Linked DNA regions of Homo sapiens: all the other regions are linked to region 1. The links are chromatin contacts, found by Hi-C or POLR2A ChIA-PET in ENCODE. All regions are on one chromosome and are shown on one strand. The core of a region is the stretch at or near the end of the contact, and the rest is flanking DNA. Distances in the headings are between cores, read along the strand shown. Region 1 holds the start of ATXN1-AS1 (ATXN1 antisense RNA 1). Region 2 holds the start of NEDD9 (neural precursor cell expressed, developmentally down-regulated 9). Region 3 holds the start of TMEM14C (transmembrane protein 14C).

Evidence for each region. Hi-C counts contacts between places; a loop is a spot of excess contacts on that map. ChIA-PET counts read pairs that join two places held with the same protein, here RNA polymerase II (POLR2A). Pooled maps may share reads with other maps.
Region 2: a loop to region 1 is called in a map of naive thymus-derived CD4-positive, alpha-beta T cell, with 7 times the contacts of the local background. The contact joins the promoter of NEDD9 here to the promoter of ATXN1-AS1 in region 1. A Hi-C loop is called at or near these places in 1 of 168 maps with a recorded cell type or tissue (naive thymus-derived CD4-positive, alpha-beta T cell) and 6 of 50 pooled maps. POLR2A ChIA-PET finds 5 or more read pairs at or near these places in 1 of 52 experiments (T-cell).
Region 3: a loop to region 1 is called in a map of CD8-positive, alpha-beta T cell, with 23 times the contacts of the local background. The contact joins the promoter of TMEM14C here to the promoter of ATXN1-AS1 in region 1. A Hi-C loop is called at or near these places in 3 of 168 maps with a recorded cell type or tissue (CD8-positive, alpha-beta T cell and naive thymus-derived CD4-positive, alpha-beta T cell) and 7 of 50 pooled maps.

What each region holds. Positions count from the first base shown.
Region 1 is chr6:16,758,466-16,762,516 of GRCh38, forward strand. ATXN1-AS1 (ATXN1 antisense RNA 1) reads left to right here and starts at 2,673. Exons shown (of 3, transcript NR_136240.1): 1 at 2,673-2,701; 2 at 3,654-3,814; 3 at 3,887-4,051. It overlaps ATXN1 (ataxin 1), which reads right to left and starts at 2,995. Exons shown (of 8, transcript NM_001128164.2): 1 at 2,833-2,995. RefSeq lists silencers at 1,403-1,762, 1,773-2,252, 2,323-2,452, 2,929-3,088, 3,096-3,311 and 1 more and an enhancer at 3,449-4,051.
Region 2 is chr6:11,229,952-11,234,184 of GRCh38, forward strand. NEDD9 (neural precursor cell expressed, developmentally down-regulated 9) reads right to left here and starts at 2,717. Exons shown (of 7, transcript NM_006403.4): 1 at 2,553-2,717. The coding sequence starts at 2,564. It overlaps LOC124901256 (a long non-coding RNA gene), which reads right to left and starts at 759. Exons shown (of 2, transcript XR_007059449.1): 1 at 488-759. RefSeq lists silencers at 2,225-2,274, 2,755-2,804.
Region 3 is chr6:10,720,631-10,724,577 of GRCh38, forward strand. It overlaps TMEM14C (transmembrane protein 14C), which reads left to right and starts at 2,440. Exons shown (of 6, transcript NM_016462.4): 1 at 2,440-2,611; 2 at 3,940-3,947. RefSeq lists silencers at 1-126, 2,371-2,500 and an enhancer at 2,440-3,336.

The sequences.
Region 1 (4,051 bases), core at 1,423-3,922:
TAGGAAGAACAGCTTGTTGGTCTCCTTTATAAAAGTTGAGTAGCTAGAAGCCTCATTCAGTGTCTCCCATCCAAATGACTGAAAGAAGATGCAATTGAAATAGTGGAGTCTCTCGTCTGGCTTGGGCAGCATAAATGCTGTGCATAAAACACTTGGAGTAGTTCAGGCACAAGACAAACCCACCTGAATGGACGAGGAACACTGTCTGTTGCCATGGCAGCCTGATCTAATTACATGAGTGATCAGGACTGGAGTAAGTGCACCGAAAACCTACACCACTGACAGGCAGCCAGGAGGTTCAGGGGAGCCCTTCAACCTCTGCTTTATGTAGAAGATGGCATTCAAGTCCATTTATTTGCGGAGCTGCTAAAATATTGACTGATGCATGCACAGTGAGAGGGCAATCAGAGGAGATTAAATGCCACAGCGCTAGCCGTTATGGTGCAATCCCTTTCCAAGAGTTCCTGTGCAGGATTTTCTCTTCTCTCTGGTGGTTTCCTCAGACATAAGCTTCACTCCAAAAAAAGCTCAAGTATCAAACTACCTTTACCCATCAAATAAACCGAAGGGTGGGCTTAAGGGGGGCTTCTAGGAACTGCAGCCTCCTAAAAAACCCAAACAGAAATGTCTCAGCTAACACTGTTGAAAAAGTAACTAGCTGTGCCTAAAAATAACCAAGTAACTACCCACTGCTGTGTGCAATATATAACAATGATGTTTAAATATTAAAAACAGCCTGCATTATAAAACACAAATGTCATTGAGATGTGACTACTAGATTGCCAAAGGAGAACTTATTTGCATACACACATTCCCGTGCATGCACGACAGGATGTGCAGGGAGAAAGCCACTGTAAGGCATTAGTTTTTATTCTGTGGGTGTAATAGGGTCTTCTAATTTTGCTAATTGTATCCTGTGGATCTCGCAGGGAAGCTAAGAATCTCTTCGGGGACAGAACCAGTTTGGAGGAGTCCCTACTGCACAGCATACGGTAAACAAAATAAAAATAGCTTGCCTTTCTTGTTAGCCACATCGCGCATTATATAACCAGCTTCTTCCGACTGTTTTTTTTTTTTTTTTTTTTTTTTTTTTGCCCTTACTACTCTTCAGCAATTTCCCTCTTCTCAAATATTTATATTACCCTTTTATCTGTAGGATTATATACCAAGAAAGCAAAACAAAACAGAGCAGCCACGGGCTCGAACCGAATCCCCGCCGTCCTTAGAAACGGATTTTTTTTTGTTTTGTTTTGTTTTCTGGCAGAGTCTCGATCACCACCCTACTTCCACCCCCACTAAGGTTCTTGCTCAATCTCCCTAGAAAACCTGAATTGTTTCATCCCTTTCAGTCAGCCCCCTACGTGGTCTGAAACAAAATGAAAGCACAAGCCACGGAGTTTAAGAAGGCAGCCTGAAGGCGGGGGGCTGAAGAGGGGTCGGGGCGCTGCAGAGTCAGCCAAGTAGCCAAGGAAGGGCCCCCTCCGCGTCGCGACGGCCCTCGCCCCCCGCCCGGCGCGCGCGCGCACAAATACACACACACAGTCACTCACACACTCACTCACACTCACGCCGCGCTCCGACACCGCCTCACCTCTCGCTCCGCCCGTCCGGCCCCCTTCCCTGCCCCCTGCGGGACCGGCCTGCGCGCAGCACTGGAACCACGTAGGAGGAGGCGGCGGCGCCCCCGGGAGTGGCAGAGTCTCCGGCCCGGCCCAGAGTGAACGAGCAGTGGGGCTCCAGGGCGCATCCCAATCCCCGCAGCGCCTCCTCCGCGGCGGCCGCCGCCTCCTCCTCCTTCCCCTCCTCCTGGCTTCATTCACCCTCCCAGCAGCCGCGCAGCCGTTCACTCCCGGCTCAGGGCAGCGCCTGCCGCGGCTCCTCGTCTCCTGCCGCGGGTGCTGGCGGGGGCGCCGGCCCGGACTGGGGCGCTCGCGGGCTCCCGGCTCCGGGCGGCGGCTGCCGCTGCACATGATCAGGAAGCGGCCGCACCAACAGGGCGGCGGTGGCGGCGGCGGCCAGGGCCGTCACCGCCACTCCAGCCGCGCTCCAGGCACCCGCACACCCGCTACCCCCGCGCGGTCCCCGAGGCCACCCCTCTGCGCCCCCCGCCCGGCACCCGGCCGCGCGCAAAGTCCCGTCCCGGCTGCAGGAGCAGTCCCTTCCCCGCCCGCAGCCGCACACCCGGCGAGGCCGGCCCTCCGAGGGGAGACCCCCGCCCCAGGGCGCCGAGGCCGGGCGACCACCCGCGGAGAAGTCCAGCCCTCCGTGAGACCCCCTCTCTCTCACCGCCCTCTCCGGGGAGGAGGAATGGGAAGAGGGCGGCCGGGAAAGGGACCACCCCCCAACCCCAGCCGCCGCCTCCCCCCTGCGCCACCCGGAGGGAGGAGGACATGGCTCTCCGCACTTGCGACCGGACCAGCAGCCGGGGGAGCGGGGCGCCGCCGCCGCTCTCCCCGCCCGCGCCCCCCGCCCGGGCGCGCCCCCTAGCCCGGCGGGCGCCCACCCAGCCCCTGACAGCCCCCCCGCCGGCCGCCCCTGCGCCCAGAGTGGGGGTGTCGGCCCGGGAGCCTGGAGCCGGGGACGGTTGTATGTACACACATACACACACACACACACACACACGCACACACACAGAACACGACGCGTCGATTTCCTTCGCTCCTCTTCCAGCTGTTTTCCGTGCAGCCGATTGGGGTTTTGGGTTTGTTTGCTGGTTGTTGCTTTTGCCCCTCTCGGGAGATCGGGGGAGGAGGGATTTTAATCTAAATAAGGGGAGAAGGGAATGGGGGAGGGGGGAAAGAATCGGAGGAGGAAAAAAAAATAGTCACTTACTGTAAAGTGTAAATGGATCTGGGGTTGCGTGGGGAAGGGGGGGCAGAGGGAGAGAAACAATGTCTTGCGGCTGCTGTTGCTCTGGCTGCTGCTCCACGGGGCTTGTTTTGGATCCCCCTGCAGTGAAACAGGTCCTGTACGGCTCCGCCACTGTAGTAGAAATGATGTCTGCGGTATACTCTGCTCTCTCCTCCTCCTCCTCCTCCTCCTCCTCCCCCTCCTCCCGCTCCCCTCCCCTCCCTCCTCCCTCCGCCCGCCCGCCCTCCCTCCCTCCCTCGCGCTCTCTCGCGCTCGCTCGCTCGCTCGCTCCAGTATGTAAATGTGTAATAGAAGCCAAATATGGAGCAGTTGGCTGCCGCCGCCGCAGCTCAAGGATCCGACTTCATGGGGGTGGGGGGCACCCTCTGGCGGGCGGCCCGGCGAGCCGCACAGAGCACGGCGAGCGCACCGCGCGGCGGCCGGCCCGCGCCCTTAACCCTTCGCTGCGCGCCGCCCGGGGAGGCGGGCACCTTTCCCAAAGAGTGGCTCGGGATGGGGTGCGGGGGAGGGGAGACGCGGACCGGAGGGCAAGGTTCCTTCCAGGTTTGGGAAGGGGGCGGGGAGCTGGGCGATGAGGTAATTTGAGCGGTGACGGGTCGGTCCTCGCGCGCCTCCCTGGGTCCCTGCACCTAGTTGGAGGGGACTGAACGACAACGGGGCGCTACTCAGGCAACCTGGGGGACTCCCCCAAGGGCTGTCAGGCTTCAGCTGGGAGCCGATGCAACACCCCAGCGGGGAGGGGAGGTCGGCCCATTCTAATCCCGACGTGTCCTTGGTCCCAGGCGCTCGGAGCAGCATCTGAGAGGGCTCACTCTGATCATCAGCTGCACGTTAAGCCACAAACCGGCGTCGCTTCGGCGTTCCGGAACCCAGGCCTGGGGGCCGCGGGGATTGCCTCTGCGTGCAACTCCGGAAAGTTTCAAGGGGTCCCCCGACTGCACAGGTACCCTCACCTTTCCTGCCGGCGAACGCTGGCGACCGCCCGACCCTGCCCTCTTTCTCTCTTCGCACGCAGGTCCGGAAATCGGCTTTGATATGGAACTACTCCGCTCTAGCCTGGAAAGGAGACCCGCGCACTCCTCTCGCAGCTAATTTCGGATCATTAATTTAATCGGAAATGAGGTAACCAGTGTAGGAGACAGAGAAAGCAACCGGAGCATCAAATGGCAGTTCTCGAGAA
Region 2 (4,233 bases), core at 1,467-3,966, 5.5 Mb before region 1:
TAATCAGGTTAACAACGACAATCTTATAGGGCCTGATTCATAAGTCTTTCAGTAAACATTTTAAGGTTTGTGCTAAATTTACAGTGCATAGAGCAACGTAGTATTTTAGAGATAATTCCTGTCTCTGGGATTTTACCATCTAATAATTATCTGGTTTTACTACCTAAGTGGCTCGAATTAAACAAATAACTGCCAAACATGCACTTCATTTTGCTTTGTAGAGTTACTATCTTAAAAAGAAATTATCCTGCAGGAATACTTGGGATGAAATAGTCTTAAACTTTCTGGGAGAAGAAAACACTGGCCATATTTTAGAGAGGTCAACGATAGCTCTTTCTCTTTCTCTTAATAGTGGTTAAAGTCATGAGTTCTGGAGCCAGATCGCCTTAGTTCTAATCCCAGCTCACCACTTTCTAGCTGTGTGGCATTAGATAAATTACTTAGCCTCTCTGTGTCATTTGAAATTGAGTATAAAAATAATACCCACCTTGTAGAGCTATTGGGAGAGTTGAATATGACAATCTTGTGTTGTCACAGTAAGTCTCAATTAATGTTACTTCATTACTTTTGTGTCTCTCCTCTACTTACAATAACAAAATCCTTTCCTGAAGTAAAGTTGTTCATTATTAACTAGAGAGAAAGAAAACTTTATAAAAAAGGAAAGTGGATTTCTTCAGCTATTGGTTGATTTAATAGTCATCATAGGGCATAAGTCATGTGTTCGGTCGGAGAAGTTAGCTTTTTTGCTGGTGAAGGTGCCTACAAGGTAATAAAAATCATGTATTTACATCATTTGGCAAGGTGTTCAACACCAGTAAGGCCCAGTGGAGAAGCAGGTTTCTCCATGAATGCCAATCGCAGTTTACGCTGTCAGTCACTTTATCAGTTGCCTTTAGATTTTCTTTCCATAAAGAGTAAAGCTAACCACGATGAGATCATTGAATAAAAGTGACTTGAGACTTTGTCGCTTTCGTCACTTTCTAGATTATAGCACTCAATGTTAATTTCAGCCATTTATACTTTCCAATAATAGACATATGAACATACTTTCTCTTTTTTCTGCAAGCCAGTTCTTATTCAACAACAGGGAAAGGAGGAGCAAAAAAGTCACTCCAGGCTGAGTAATATCTGGTCCTATCATTGTTCTAAATAAGGAAATATGGGGTGAGCCACTTTAAGGAAGATAACTTTCCTGCCAAGTAGAGGGATTTGTTTCTGGTTGCATCCTAAAGTCAAATATTAATAGTCTTCAGGATGACCCTTTCCTCTGATCTTCCCTACTGATGAAGATAATAGAAAGCTGATGAAACAGAAATAGCTGATACCTGTGTCTTCAGACAGTGGTAACGTAGGCATTACTATAAAGACTTTTGACATTTAGACTTAAAGCTTTTGAATAAGATTCATAGTTTTTGAACAAAAGCTTTATTACTGAGGCTAGTCAGTGGCTATCAGTTAGACCAAGTATTTACAACCTTACATCAAAAAAGGATGGACCAGAAAAATTTAGAAAAAAAGCGAAGTAGCTTCCAGCTAGTGTACAGTTAATATAAATTGTCAATCCACAAGCCTAGCACCCTTGCCCAAATCCATCTTAATAATAACACTTTTGTTTAAAATAGCATAAAATAAAATAGTAGCACTAGCACTCATGTCTATTCATCATTCAAGAAAAATTCATGTCCAATTCATTGCAGTCTGCTTTCTTTGTGTCCCCTGGAAGCTGCTTGCCTCCTTAGATGGGAGTGACTTAAAAGAAAAAGGGGAGGGGGGAATATACGGAGCAAGTCAAAAATCCTTTTGGCAAGAAAAATCCACAAACAATGGTGTAAAATGCATTGGAAAATAATGCTGCTGAAGTACTATGACTATGACACTCTGTAAGCTTTCAGGCACAATGAGCCAGCCTGAGCCTTCGCACTCTCACCCCATTCAAACTCCAATAAAAATGTTTTCAAGAAATGGCTCATACTTATTTATTCCTACATCCAATATAACATAAGGATGTCAAAATTTTCCATCCTCAGCTGTGTAATCTGGGCTTTTAATTTCTCCCACCAAAAGTGCATATGGCATACTCCTTCCGAGACCAAACGATTAAAGCAAAGTCTGGAAAACTTTGCACTAAGAGCCAGTCTGAGACAGACTATGCAGTCCTCATTCCTCTCATTACAGTTCCCCAGGGCAGTGGAAGCCAGGCCTGGGGAAGCCAAGGAGACTTGAGCCAATGCCTGCCGCGATTCAAGTCAGACACCCTCTGATCTCCAGTGGCTGCTGTGAAGCGGCTCCAAGTCTTAACTTCTCACCGAGGTATTTCCCCGGCAACTTTCAGAGCAGATGGACTCGGGTGTACTGTGAACCCCTGGAGTGGGTCTCAAAGACCGGGTCTCTGCTTGCTTGTCTGCTTGCATGTCAACCTCAGTGACCGAGACTCATCTTAGAACTCTCCGGGACACACAAGGGACTGACAGTAAGGAACACGCATACACAAGCACACACCCGCAGGCACAGCTTTCAGCTTGCAAGGTAACCTGTAAAAGGCACTCTCTTACCTTATACTTCATTTCGGCAGCGGTGGGTTGAGCCGTTTTCCTACACTAGTTAAGACAGCATTAAGCACTGCGGTGCCCGCCCCTCCATTGAGTGCAGCGCTAGATGAAAGCGAGAAGGTCCCGGGCAGAGCCGCTTGTCAGTCGCAGCGCCTCCCTCAAGTCTCTGAGCTCACTGTTGTGACTGAGGCAGGCTGATCGCGGACCTCATTTGCATGCCGCCCCGCCATTGGCTAGTGGGACAAGGTAATGCTCAGGCCCTGCCCACCCCTAATTCTGAAAAACTGACAAAGAACTTGTAATGTGATCGCTTCTTTTTGCTTTATCAGACGGTGGAAAATAAAACAGAAAGTGGGGAACCGTCCTGAACCTTACTCTGTCCTCCCGCCCCCGCCAAAAAAGAAGACAGAAAGAGAAAGAACAGGAAAAGGAGATACATTCTTTTTAAGATTAACCCAAATTTTAAAGAAACTGAATTCACAAAAGCAGTCTGACAGTCGCGCTTCCTGTGACCTAGCAACTCCTTCATAAACCCATTTCGTTTCAAAGCCATTCACCTCACAATCTCTACATGAAACGAACTCCGGGAACAAAAGGTTTTCTGTCTCCGGGCCCCTTTTTACTAACCACCCCTGCTGATACCTCTCTCTCTCTCTGTCCCTTTTTCTTTCCCCCTCCTCCCGCCTACTTTTTGTGTGTGTGTGACTGTTTGCTTTTTTTGTTCTTTTCAACGTTCAAAGTACTTTGCGATGTCAGTCTGCAAGGAGCTGGAAGACAATTCTCCCTTAGTGAAAAGGAACCCTCTAGCACACGCACCAGCGTTTTCCTGGACAGCTTCTCACCAGGGCCTCAGAGTTGCGGGTCACACATATTGAGCGACCTTCAGTGGCTTTGCTGAGGATAAAGGTTAGATGTGACCTCTCGGATGGGGTTGGCCAGTGCACGCCCTATACATCATCACCGTCCACTGAGTTCTGTGTTCTTTGACGGCTGGCATTTCTAGCTCCAGCTTTGAACACTGCAGTGTTTTTCCTTCTGACCTCTGTCCTGAGGATGACCCATTAACCCACCAACACTTATTATCCAGGAGAACGAAAATGCCCACTGTTTGATGAGCCTGGTTAAAAAGACCAGTCTCTCTCCAGCGAAGCACAGAACATAATTTCTATAAAGGTTCCATTTTAGGATTTCTATAGAGAAAGAGAATCACCCAGAAAACAGAAATGGTCACCTTCTGCAACTCTTCTCACGGACAGAGCAGTGAGGCGAAAAATTCCTTTTTCCCGGGCAAGACTGAGACTCGGTGAATCCAGACAATAGCTGTCCCTGAGTGGGATGCACTCCAACCAGACTACATGACTTGGATGGAAAAATCAGCCCTTATTTTTTTTTTTCCTGACCAAGTTGGATCAGAATCTGATTCCCTTCGCGTCTAACACACAAATTCCCAATGGATGAAAACTCTACTTTTATGATCTAAGCAAAAGGAATGAGAGAACAGCTGTCCTACAAAAGTGGTTTCCAGATACAGGGTTGGCAGGTTAGTTTGCAGTTCAGTGTGGCACTGATTCCAGGGACATGACCCCCCAGGCCATCCTAATGAGGTTGACATACCTGTTCCAGCCTGTATTAGGCCTTGCTTCTCCTCATTTGTCCTTAGAGCAAAAATAAGCCTGAGTGATTG
Region 3 (3,947 bases), core at 1,190-3,689, 6.0 Mb before region 1:
GCTTCCGCGCCAGTTGGAGTTCCGGGTGGGCGTGGGCTTGGCGGGCCCCGCACTCGGAGCAGCCGGCCGGCCGGCCCTGGGCAATGAGGGGCTTGGCACCCAGGCCAGCGGCTGCAGAGGGTGTACTGGGTCCCCCAGCAGTGCCAGCCCACCGGCGCTGCGTTGGATTTCTCGCGGGGCCTTAGCTGCCTTCCGACGGGGCAGGGCTCGGAACCTGCAGCCCGCCATGCCTGAGCCTCCCACCACCTCCGTGGGCTCCTGTAGGGCCCGAGCCTCCCTGATGAGCACCACCCCCTGCTCCACAGGGCCCAGTCCCATCAACCACCCAAGAGCTGAGAAGTGTGGGCGCAGGGCGCAGGACTGGAAGGCAGCTCCACCTGCAGCCCTGGTGTGGGATCCACTGGGTGAAGCCAGCTGGGTTAAGTCTGGTGGGGAGGTGGAGAACCTTTATGTTTAGCTCAGGGATTGTAAATACACCAATTGGCACTCTATATCTAGCTCAAGGTTTGTAAACACACCAATCAGCCCCCTGTGTCTGGCTCAGGGTTTGTGAATGCACCAATGGACACTGTATCTAGCTACTCTGGTGGGGACCGTGGAGAACCTTTATGTCTAGCTTAGGGATTGTAAATACACCAATCGGCACTCTGTATCTAGCTCAAGGTTTGTAAACACACCAGTCAGCACCGTGTGTCTAGCTCAGGGTTTGTGAATGCACCAATCCACACTCTGTATCTAGCTACTCTGGCAGGACCTTGGAGAACCTTTGTGTGGACACTCTATAGCTAATCTGGTGGGGACGTGGAGAACTTTTGTATCTAGCTCAGGGATTGTAAACGCACCAATCAGCACCCTGTCAAAACAGACCACTCGGCTCTACCAATCAGCAGGATGTGGGTGGGGCCAGATAAGAGAATAAAAGCAGGCTGCCCAAGCCAGTAGTTGTAACGCACTTGGGTTTTCTTCTATGTGGAGGAGGCTTTGTTCTTTCTCTTTTTCTTTTTGCAACAAATATTGCTGTTGCTCGGTGCTTAGGTCCTGTGTTGTCTTTACAAGTGGTAACGCTCACTGCGAAGATTTGCAGTTTTGCTCCCAAAGCTACGAAGACCACGATCCCACCGGAAAGAACAAACATATTCCAGACGCACTGCCTTAAGAGCTTTAACATTCGTTATAGAAGTCTGTAGCTTTGCTCCTTGAGCCAGTCCAAAGCTAGGGAGACCACGATCCCACCGGGAAGAACAAACAATTCCAGACACACTGCCTTAAGAGCTTTAACATCCACCACAGAGGTCTGTAGCTTTGCTCGTTGAGCCAGTGAGACAGCAAACCCACCAGCAGAAAAACTCCCTGAATACTTCTAAACATCGGAAGAAAAACTCTAGAGACACTGCTTTTAAGAACTAACACTCATCGCGAGGGTCTGCAGCTTTCTCAAGTCAGACCAAGAAGCCATCAATTTTGAACACACTGGCACGTTGTGATCTCTCACTATCTCCACTAAAAATAACAAAAATTAGCCTGGCAGCCAGGGGTGGTGGTACAGGCCTATAATCCCAGCTACTCAGGCAGCTGAGGCAGGAGAATCAGTTGAACATGGGAGTCAGAGGTAGTGGTGAGACAAGATCATACGCTGCACTCCAGCCTGGGCAATAGAGTGAGACTCCACATAAAAAAAAAAAAAACTTGGCTGGAATTCGCTTTATTCACTGACAATTATATTGGTCAGATTTGTGTATGTTGATACTTGTAGGGGATGGAGAGGGAGAAGTCAACGATGACAGCAAATTTTAGTGTAGAGCAACTAAGAGAATGGTGGTGCAGGAAACGGAATAGGAGTGACTCCAAGTGGGAATGGAGATAATATGCTGTGGATATTTTGGGTCCACAGAGCTGGGTAAAAATCAGGTTTAACTTACTCCCCATCCCCCTTTAAGATGCTTCTCAAGCAGCCTCACTCCCTAAAACAAACGGATATTTGGCTTTGAGCCACATTATTCTGCAGCCCCCGTATTTTCTTCCAGGCAGGCCCTTCCTGGTGTAGACAAGATCGGGCTTGAGTGACACTCCTCCCTGATGGCCTGCATCTGGTTTATACCCTGTAACTTGTTCCTCTATTAATGGGGTCCTTCAAAATCCAGCCTCAGATTCCCTGGTCCCGCAGCGGTGGCCTCACCTCTGGCGTGGCCGAGCTCACGTGGTCCGGCTTGTGCAAGTCCCAGGTCCAACTCCGGGTCTCCTGCTTTTGGCCACTCAGGATTGGACCTGGGACTGATACTGGTCGGCCCTGCAGGCGCTGCGGACAGGGGAAGCACAGAGATTCCCCGCCGCGTTCCCTGGACTCAGGAGCTCGCCGCGATGCCCCGCCCCACTCTCCACCCGCTGAATGCAGGGCGCATGCTGCTACTTGGCGGCTCAAGCCCCGCCCGCACCGTCCCCATTCTCTGACCGCCCCTCTCCCGGTACACTGCGCAGGCACAACAGAGCCGCTCCCCTCTCCTCGCCCCGCCACCGGGACGGAGAGCGCCCGCCGCTGCATTTCCGGCGACACCTCGCAGTCATTCCTGCGGCTTGCGCGCCCTTGTAGACAGCCGGGGCCTTCGTGAGACCGGTGCGAGTATTTGGGGATTATTCTTATTTTCTGCCACTTTTAACTTTTAGGGATTATTTAGGAGTTTCACGGCCGTCTGCTTTTCGTCCCCCCGATTCAGCGGGCCTTCAGGCCGTGTGGTCGGTGCTTTTCTCGTTGGGTATTTTCTGCTTTTAAAAGAAGTTGTGGATGCGCGGAGCCCCTGGGCTCCTGAGGCAAAGGCTTACCCATGTAGCATAGTGTTGCCTCGTTTCTTGGTGATTTTCTTGCTCCATCTCTTTAAAAGCCTCCCTTACTCGGTGCCGTCTCGAGTTAAGAACTGTGGGCAAGATCCCAAGCCCGCTGCCCTTCCCTGTTTTATGGAAACTTAATTCTTTTTTTTTTTTTTTTTGTCCTTGAGGGAGGGACTTGCTCTGTCGCCCATGCTTGAGTGCAGTTGCCTGAATATGTCTCATTGCAGCCTCTGCCTCCTGGGCTCAAGCCATCCTCCCACTTCAGCCTCCCAAGTAGCTGGGATTTACAGTCGCATATCACCATGCGCGATTAATTTTTTTATATTTTTTAGTAGACAATGGGTTTCACTATGTTGGCCAGGCTGGTCTTGAACTCCTAACCCCAGGTGATCCGCCCGCCTCGGCCTCCTAAAGTACTGGGATGACAGGCGTCAGCCACTGCGCTTGGCCTAATTCTTTAAACAGAATAAACGGGGTATGCATTGCTTTCATCTTTTGGCTCACTGGACACAGGATACTTTCTGTAAGAAAATAGAAGCTGTTTTTCCAAGGGTGTAGTGTCACATGTGAATATGACCACTGTTTCCGTATATTTTATCCTCTCCTACTACTGCCCTCCTAACAAGAACTGTGAGTTGGACGCAGAAGTTTCTAAAAAAGTTGAGCTTTGAAATTGGCTGTTGCAGCAGGGATGAAAAGCAACACCCCTACCTCCCCTCAAAAGAGACATTAAAGTAGTTGGATTAAGGGCACGGGAGTATTTGCTTTTGAATTTAGTGATAACATGGGTAGCTGATGAAATGACTAACACATTCCCTGATTTTAGAGCTGGTCAGTGGATCTTGCTGAGTTTCCCGTGGGCCTATGTGATTAAAACTGAGGTTTTCATGACAATGGTCAGCATCTGTTCAGGGTTTACTAGGTGCTAAGCACCTTTACATGTGACATCCATTGAATGCTCACTACAGCCCCAGGAAATCGGTACCAGTGTTATCCTCATGGTACAGTGAAGAATACTGAGACTTAGGTTGCGTAGCTTGCAGGTTGGACACACTTCTTTCTGACTGCTGGAGAGCTGTGCTTTTAACTACCTCTGATCCAGCTTGTTTTCTGCAGGTGCAGGC